Linked DNA regions of Homo sapiens: region 1 is linked to region 2. Evidence: read pairs that join two places in POLR2A ChIA-PET (ENCODE). Cell type or tissue: Panc1. All regions are shown on one strand.

Evidence for each region. ChIA-PET counts read pairs that join two places held together with the same protein. Peaks named below come from ENCODE experiments on the same cell type or tissue, not always from the same donor. Only the 100,000 strongest peaks of a DNase experiment are listed, where the experiment ranks them.
Region 1: POLR2A ChIA-PET joins it to region 2 with 7 read pairs; 5 of 35 experiments call an interaction of 5 or more read pairs at or near these places.

What each region holds. Positions count from the first base shown.
Region 1 is chr7:79,310,692-79,315,691 of GRCh38, forward strand. All of the region lies in intron 1 of MAGI2 (membrane associated guanylate kinase, WW and PDZ domain containing 2), which reads right to left. Among named protein-coding and RNA genes, the nearest start is that of MAGI2-AS3, 140 kb to the right of the region's middle. In Panc1, no CTCF peak of the experiment used is centred here; no DNase peak of the experiment used is centred here; H3K27ac peaks cover 2,333 bases.
Region 2 is chr7:79,362,479-79,367,478 of GRCh38, forward strand. All of the region lies in intron 1 of MAGI2 (membrane associated guanylate kinase, WW and PDZ domain containing 2), which reads right to left. Among named protein-coding and RNA genes, the nearest start is that of MAGI2-AS3, 88 kb to the right of the region's middle. In Panc1, no CTCF peak of the experiment used is centred here; no DNase peak of the experiment used is centred here; H3K27ac peaks cover 1,122 bases.

The DNA.
Region 1 (5,000 bases), 52 kb before region 2:
AACATTCCACAGAACATATATCTATTCATTTGTACCTGTGACCCCATATCAAGTAAAATTTATCACTATGAGCAAATTGTGACCCTAGTTGAGACCAATCACTTCAACTGACCAGCAGAACCCATTCTCTCATCTACTGAAGATTCCAGAAATTCTTGCCTTTCTACAGCAGTACTACATTTACCTCTTTGTTCTCTGATCATTATCACATTAAGAAGTATTCCCATATTTCTCTCACTTTAAAACACACACACATGCACACACACACACACACACCCCTCTCCATTTCACTCTCCTCTTCAGTTGTCCTAGTTTTATTTATCTCTTTACAATAAAACCACCCCCAACAAATTGTTTCTGATCACTATTTTCAATTTTCCTACTTCCATATTTTCCTGGCCTCTCTCCAATCAGAATTTTCCCTTTTCCATCAAAACTGCTCATAAAAGATCACCAATTACCCCTATGTTGCTAAAACCAATGATCAATTCTGAGTTCCCATCTCACATGGTCTAATACTGGTATTTGAATTAGGTCATGCCTCTAAATCAGGTGTGTCCGATCTTTTGGCTTCCCTGGGCCACCTTGGAAGAAGAATTGTCTTGGGTCACACATAAAATACACTAACACTAATAATAGCTGATGAGCTAAACATAAATCACCAAAAAATTCTCATAGCGTTTTAAGAAAATTTATGAATTTGTGTTGTGCTGCATTCAAAGTCGTCCTGGGCTGCATGCGGGCTGTGGGCCATGGGTTGAACAAGCCTGCTCCAGATTCAATATCCCCCTCACTTGACTTCCAGGACATCAGAATAGCATTCCTCCGTAGGCTTCTTTGCTTCTTATCTTCCCATCCCTTTCCTTCTCCTCCCACCACCTGCCCCTATTTCCCTTCACTGCTTTATTTGATGTTTCATCAGTTCTCATAACTTTACGTACCATCTACAAGCAGATGATTCCCAAATGTACTCCAGCCAGACCATTTCTCATTAATGTCAGGTTCATATTCCCACAGTTATTGAATGTTCAATAAACACCTCAAATTTAACATTATCAAAAACAATATTGTAACCACTTGCTCTCTTCTCTACTAATGTACACTTACAGAGCCTTTCCCATCTCAGTAAAAGGCAACTCTATACCGCAAGCTACTTAGACAAAAAATCTTGAAGTCATTCTTGCCTTCTCTCTTTTTGTCATATTTCATATCTGGTTCGTTAGCAAATCCTTTGTCCCTATTTTTAAAATTTGTATATCCAGAATATCACCTCTTACTGCCTCTATTGCTAACATCCCAGTCTAAACCTCTCATATTTTTCTCCTGAGGCAACTGGAGTGATTCTATTTAATACACATTAAGGTCATGTCACTCATCTGTTCAAAACCCTAAGATCCCCATCTCACTCAGAGTAAAAGCCAAACCTTTATAATGCCCTTCAATGGAAATTTTTGTCAAGTAAATTCAATTCAAGCTATGATAAGTCAAGTCGAAGCATGTCAATCAATCCAAGCTGAGACAATTCTAGTCATGTCATGTCAGGACACAAGTTAAGACAAGACAGGTCATGTCAAGTCCTAGATGATCTCCCCACCCACTATTACTCTTTGATCTGTTTCCCTCCAATTCTTCGTCTCAGTAGGCGCCAACAACACTGGCCTCCATGCTATTCCAGAACTCCCCAATCATGATCTTTGCTAGTGCTGTTCTATGTGAAATGCTTCCCCTGGGAACCTTTATTACTTGCCCACTTACTGATTTTCCATCTTTACTCAAATGTCACCCCTTCAATCAGTCTTGCTTGTCTATTCTATGTAATACCGCAACGTAGCCTCACCAACACAGTCTGGCTTCTGTTTCTCATTTTTTGGCTTTGAATTCATAACTAATAACATAGAATTTACTTATTCCTCTTGTTTATTGTCTATAATTCCTCTCTCTCTCTCTCAAAATACAAAGTACCTAAATTTTTGTCTCACTTATTAACTACTGTGCTCCAGAGAAGTGCTTGGCACAAAGTGTGCATACAAAAAATAGTTCTTGAAAGATGGATGAATGGCATGAAGAGCACTGTCAAAACCTAAGTATTGGGATCTCCTCGAATCTGGATAAAAATCTTAGCTAATTCTTATCAGAAGGTGAAATGGCAGCTGATGGTGCAGTAACAATAAAGATGCAGTTGCACCGTACAGGCACCCTCCTCCCCCTCCACCCACCGCCTTCTTCCCTTTAGCTTGTATGCAACACTATCTAGTCCTTTGTAAATGAACATTTCTAAATACCTGGGGAGAGTTTTGGTGAAGTCAACATTTTTTATTACATGGAATATTTTCTAAATAATACATTTTAAACATGTAAGAGAAAATTCAATCAATTATAGACTTCCTCCTTTTCCCTCTCCCTACTTTAAAGATTGTTTTAGGTAAAACTATATGGCTCACAGAATATATTTGGGGCTTATCAGGACACAGGAATACTACTACTAAAATTATTATTTCTTGTAAGCCTTTGTAAGCTTGATGTGGCAATGCAAAAAATACACAAAAACCAGGCAAACTTTATTTTCTGAAGCATCAACTCCAGTTATAATTAGATTTCCAAAATTGGTTTTAATAAAATTAGGGCTGGGCCCATATCTGCAGGCTCTCTCCTTGTTCACAGCTATATGTCCAGGATCTAACAGAGTGCTTGATAAATAGAACTCTTCCTGTTTCTTACTGTCTCAATCTCTCTCTTCTCCCTCCCGCCCTTCTTCCTCCCCTCTCCCTCTCTCTCTCTCTGAGAGAAAGAATAACGGAATTAAATTGAATGATTAATCTCCAACTATACATGATACAATCGATTCAATTTTGGCATTGTTGCCTTAAAGGGTATCATTTAGGCCAACTTAAACTCAAACAAGATACAAAAGATTACAAAAACCAGGATAAAGATAATAAGGAGAGCCAATTCTATTTGTTCGTTTATAAAAGCCCATGTTAAGAGAACTGTTAGCCTTACTTTTATTTTTGAAATTCTTCAAATCAACCTACTAATAAGATAAATGTTCATACTTTGTTCTACTCATTGTGCTAGCCAATTTAGATACATTATTTACATTATTTAATTTACTTTTTTTTTTTTTTTTTTAAGATGGAGTCTCACTCTGTCATCCAGGCTGGAATGCAGTGGCCCTATCTCAGTTAACTGCAATCTCCACCTCCTGGGTTCAAGTGATTCTTCTGCCTCAGCCTCCTGAGTAGCTGAGACTACAGGAACACACCACCACATCCTGCTAATTTTTGTATTTATTTTATTTTTAGATGGAGTCTTGCTCTTGTTGCCCAGGCTGGAATGCAGTGACGCAATCTTGGCTCACTGCAACCTCTGCCTCCTAGGTTCAAGTGATTCTCCTGCCTCAGCCTCCAGAGTAGTTGGGATTACAGGTGCCCACCACCATGCCCAGCTAATTTTTATATTTTTAGTAGAGACGGGGTTTCATCATGTTGGCCATGCTGGTCTGAAACTCCTGACTTCAAGTGATCTGCCCGCCTTGGCCTCCCAAAATGCTGGGATTATGGGCATGAGCCACCCTTCTTGGCCTTATTTTAGTATTTTTGTAGAGACGGGGTTTCACCATGTTGGCCATGCTGGTCTCAAACTCCTGACCTCAAGTGATCCACCTGCCTTGGCCTCCCAAAGTGCTGAGATTACGGGAATAAGCCACCGTGCCTGGCCTATTTATTTTACTTTAAAGAGAAGTCCTATGACCTGGAAATTTCTCTGACCCATATAATTCAAACTGCTTATCAGAAGTCTATATATGTCACACGCATTAAGCCCTGTAGAGTCATGGAATATTATCCTTGAGACAGATTTTAGTGGATTTTCATTGTTTCATTTTTTTCTTAAGAAACATTACTCTTTCCTGCTAAATGCATTGCAGTCTTCCTCCTGAGGATCAATTTTTCTCACACTCCTAGTCCTTGGTCTTCTGATGAGATAGTTCTAAGTCAACCAACATGGCTCATTTTCCTGAGTATAGTGAGAGGTTTAGAGATGTACATGTGACCAATCAAACTACATAAGATAAACTGTGACTTTTATTGGGACATAGAAAAAGAAAATTTTGCTGTTCTCTTATGCACTCAAATCAGAAAAGTTTTAGCTATGGGACCTCTTGGTAGAATTTTGGAGCCAGGTAGAGAGAAGTGCCCTAAAATGAAACTCAGATAAGGAAATGAAATGTACATGAACAAACTGGGCTCTAATTATATCACTGGAAATTTAAACAAAGCCTAGCCAATCCCTGGACTGCTCTCTTATGTGACATAATAAATCACTTATTGTTTAGGCTGGTTTGAGCTGGATTTTCTATCACATGCAATGCAAAGTTTACTAAGTGATACAAAATTCTTCACATTTGCAACTCTACGAATATCATTTTAAAAATGCGATTTTGTTCATAACAGTAGTATAAACTAGATTTAACTCTTTTTTTTTTTTTTAAGGTGAAGTCTCGCTGTTTTCCAAGCTAGAGTGCAGTGGCATGATCTCGGCTCACTGCAACCTACACCTCTTGGGTTCAAGCAATTCTCCTGCCTCAGCCTCCAGAGTAGCTGGGATTACAGGCATGTGCAACCATGCCCAGTTAATTTTTTTTTTTTTTTTTTTTTGTATTTTTAGTAGAGACGGGGTTTCACCACATTGGCCAGGTTGGTCTTGAACTCCTGACCTCAGGTGATCCACCCGCCTCAGCCCTCCAAAGTGTTAGGATTATAGGTGTGAGCCACTGTGCCCAGCCTAATTCGTTTTTTTTAAAGTAATGATCTGACCCACCAAATTTCCACCAGTAGATATTCAACGTTAGATAATTTGGTGGGTAAAATTTGGATGCATGTTTACAAGTTCAAATGATATGACAACGTACCACAGCTGTATCATAAATCCTGTATCTATTTCTTAATTTGAAGCAGCATTCAAGTATAAGCAGGATGCCCACAGGAATGTATTGAGGCTGG
Region 2 (5,000 bases):
TTTAGAAGAGTAGGGAATACTTCAGAATTCATTTTATATGGTAAGTAATACCAGACAAAGAAAAAAATATTAACAAACCAAATTCAAAAATTTATAAAAATATGTGTATACCATTACCAAATGGAATTCATTTCAGGTATGTAAGGCTAGTTAACATTCAGGAATCAATTAAGGTAATCTATCGTATCAACAAGCTAAAAAAGAAAACACGATCATATCAATGAATGCAGATAAAGCCTTGGATGAAATCCAATGGTCATTAGATAAAAACTCTCAACCAATTAGGAATAGAGGGGAATTAGGAATAGAGGGGAAATATCTTGACTTGCTTAAACACAGATATGTAAACCTAAAACTAGCATACATACTTAGTGATGAAAGACTGAATGTTTTCTCCCTGATAATGGACACAAGTCAAAGGCATCGGTTCTCATTACTCTTATTCATTATAGTACTGGCAATTCTAGCTGTGGTAATAAGGCAAGCAAAAGGAACAAAAGGCATAGAGATTAGATAGGAAGAAATAAACTGTTTCTAGATAGAGGTGACATATTATCTACATAGAAAATCCCAACTAATATACATAAAAACTCCAAGAACTGGTACTTGAGTTCAGCAAGGTTCAAGGGTACAAGGTCGAAATGTAAAAATCAATCACATTTCTACATACGAACAATAAACACTGAAACTAAAATTTAAAACAGTACAATTTTCAATCACTTCGAATAAAATGAAATTCTTAGGTATACAGTTTAAAAATGTATGCTGAAAGCTTCGTAATGCTGATCAAATAAATACATGCTGATTAAAATGCTGATCTTCCAATACACGAACAGAGTATGTCTCTGTACTTAAATCATTCTTTGATTTAAAGAGAGAGACATACTCTGTTCGTGTATTGGAAGACTCAACATAGTAAGAATATATATTCTCCCAAAATTACTATCAAAATTCCACCAAGGCTTTTATAGATATAAAAAAAAATCTATTCTAAAGTTTATATGGAAAGGCATAGCCCCAAAATAGCTAAAGTGATTTTCAAAATTAATAAAGTGGGACACCTGGTTAAAAATCAACTCAAAATGCATTAAAGACTTAAATTTAAGACCTGAAACTATAAAATTGCTAGAAGGAAACAGGGGAAGTTTTCCTTGACATAGGACTAGTAATGATATTCTGAACATGACTCCAAAAGTACTGGCACAAAACTGAAAATTAAAAAAAAAAAAAACAGAATTGCATCAAACTAAAAAGCTTCTGCATAGCTCAGGAAAGAATCAACAGAGGGAAGAGACAACCTATGGATTGGGAGAAAATATTTGCAAGCCATACATCTGATAAGGGGTAAATATCCAAAATATATAAGGAACTCAAACAATTCAAAATATCATATGTATCCCACAAATATGTACAAATATTACATATCCATAAAAATTAAAAATAAACTAGGCATATCACCTGAGTAGACATTCAAAAGAAGACATACAAATTGCAAACAGGTATATAAAAAAATGTTTAACATCTCTAATCCTCAGACAAATGCAAATTAGAACCATCATGAGATATCACCTCACACCGATGGAATGTCTATTATTAAAAAGAAAAAAGATAAGTGTTGGTGAGGACACAAAGAAAAGGAAACCCTTGCATATCGTTTGTAGGAATGTAAATTAGACAGCCATTATAAAAAACAGTACAGAGGTTGCTTTTCTCAAAAAACTAAAAGTAGAACAACCATATGATCCAGTAAACGCACTATAGGTTATGTATCCAAAGGAAATGAAATCAGTACATCAAAGAGATATGAAGACTATGGTTAATACCTATATATGTATTACATTTTTAAAATTGGTAAAAGAGTAGATTTTAATGTCTCACCTGAAAAAATAAGTATGTGAGGTAATACATATGTTAATTAGCTCAAATAAGTCATTGCACCAATGTGATCATATTGTAAAACACAATGTTGTACACTATACATATATAACGACTTTATTTTTACATACAAAATAAATAATTTTAAAAACAACATGAGAAGAATCACTTTAGTTAATATTAAAGCTTGCTACATAGCTAGAGTAACTTAGACTGAGGGTCTTGGGTGAAGAGATAGACATATAGATCAATAAAACAGAATAAAGAATCCTATATTAGATCCCACACAATCATATTCAACTGATTTTTGACAATAGTGCAAAAGCAATTCAGTGGAGGAAGAATAACCCTTAAGTAAATAGTGCTGAAGGATCTGGCAAAAAAACTGATGTGAACTTTATACTTTTTATAAAAATTAACCCAGAATAGATCATAAATATATATGTAAAATATAAAACAAAAACACTTTTAGGAGAAAATCCTTGGGCAAAGAATTCTTAGAATTGACAACAGTTGCAAAATTCATAAAAAAATTAATTAGACCTCATCAAAATTAAAAAAAAAATACTTTTGCTCTGGTAAAACCCATGTGAAAAGAATGAAAAGGCAAGCTAGAAATTTGGAGAAAATATTTGCAAACCACATATCTAACAAAGGAGTAGGAAAAAAAAAACCTCTCAAAATATAACATTGGGAAACAATCTAATTAGAAACTGTGCAAAAGACATGAACATTCATTTCACCAAAAAGGAAATACAGATGGCAAATAAGCACATAAAAAATGTCCAATATTATTAGCTATCAGAGATACGCAAATTAAATTCACAATGAGCTATCACTATATACCTTTCAGAATAGCTAAATTTAAAAATGGTGACAATACCAAAGCGTGGAGAGAATGTGGAGAACTGAATCAATTGAATATTGTTGAAGGGATACAAAATGGTACAGCTAGTTTGGCAGTGTGTTATAAAACTAAACATGAAATTGCCATACAATCTTGCACTTGCACTCTTGGACATTTATTCCAGAAGAATAATAATTTATGTTCACACAAAAAAACTGTAAATGCATATTCATAGCACCTTTATTTGTAATATCCCCAAACTGAAATCAGCTCATATGTCCTTCAACAGGTGGATGGTTAAACAAACTGACATATACAATGGGATACTACTCAGCAACAAAGAGTAACAAGCTATTTTTTTAAAGTAACAAAATAGGCCAGGGGCGGTGGCTCAAGCCTGCAATCCTAGCACTTTGGGGGGCCGAGGCGGGCAGATCACTTGAGGTCAGGAGTTCAAAACCAGTCTGGCCAATATGATGAAACCCTGTCTCTACTAAAAATACAAAAAAATTAGCCAGGCATGGTGGCAGGTGCCTGTAATCCCAGCTACTCAGGAGGCTGAGGCAGGAGAATGGCTTGAACCCAGGTGGTGGAGGTTGTAGTGAGCCAAGATCGGGCCGCTGCACTCCAGCCTGGGTGATGGGTAATAGAGTGAGACTCTTGTCTCAAAAAAAAAAAAAAAAAAAAAAAGTAACAAAATAGTGATAGATGTGTCAACTGGATGAATTGCCAGTAAATTAGGTTGAGTGAAAAAAAAAAAAAGTTGGTGCGATGGCTCAGGCCTTAATCTCAGCAAGTTGGGAAGCCGACACAGGAGGATCACTTAAGCCCAGGGGTTGGAGACCAGCCTGGGCAACATGGTGAAACCCCGTTTCTACTACAAATACAATTAGCTGGGCATGGTGGTGGTGAGAGCCTGTGGTCCCAGCTACTCAGGAGGCTGAGGTGGGAGGATCGCTTGAGCCCAGGAAGTCGAGGTGGCAGTGAGCCATTGCACTCCAGCCCGGGCAATGGGAGTAAGATCCTGTATCAAAAAAACAAAAAACAAACAAACAAACAAAGAAAAATATATATATATCCAATCCCAAAATGTTATACACTGTATGATTCCATTTATACGACATTTTTGAAATAACAACATTTTCAAAATGGTGGATGGGTTAATGGTTTGATTGCCTGGGGTTAAAGACAAAGGGAAAGAGGGCAGGAGGAGGTGGGTGTGGTCACAACAGGGAAACAGAAGAGATCCTTGTGGGGTTGTAACTGTTCAGTATCTTGACTGTGATGAATATGAAAACCTACTGAGCTAATAAACGTTATAGTACTTAATACACACAAATAACCTCACATAAATGATTCCAAATAGAACTGGAAAAATTTGAATAATATTGGTGGATTGCATCAATGTCAGTATCTGGTTTTGATCTTATCCTATCATTTTTTCAAAATGTTATTATTGAAGGAAACTGGCAAATTAAACAAGGGGTCTCTGTATTATTTCTTATAACTGCATATTAATTTATAATTATCTCAAAAATGTTTCAATTAAAAAATCCTATTAAATTCCAGATTCACTATTAGTGTCCTTTTCTGTCCTATAACTATTGAAACAGAATTTTTTCATAGGATATATTATGATGTTGGGTAAAACACATACAAGCAGATAATTAATTCCTAATACATAATAATTTATTTCACACACAAAATTATCTTTATTAAATATGACAGTTCACAAAACTGCATTTTATATGCTTCTTAGCAACTTATAGAAATTACTGACCCAGGTTTAACAGAAATATTCACTCCTTCTAGATACAGGTGAACTTCTTGACTTTGAACATAGACTGCTAAGAAGGCTGAGGGTGAACCCTTGCAAATTAACTGATCCTGGCAAGTCAAAAAAGAGCGTAATGGGAAAGAATTAAGCTACAGACCAAATCCCTCTTCCTTCCACTTACCCATCCGTCGCAAGAATTTAATATTAGAAACTGCAAGAATAGTGCTGCTGCTAATAACTAGAAGAAATGACTATGAATATGTGGAAATGCATGGATTAAACTAATGGGGTACATGACATTTGACATTGGCCAATTCTTCTAGAGGACTTTTTAATCAGTGGAAAGTCCTATTCAGGGAGAGAATCTTAATGCATCATTGATGTTGCTTATTTTTTATTTTAATAGTGAGATAGTTTTAAACAAAATGGAGTGATTTTGGAGGGTGGAAGGAACAGAGCTGATCAGGCAATGCAGCAGAGAGTTAAAGCACAAAGCATTCT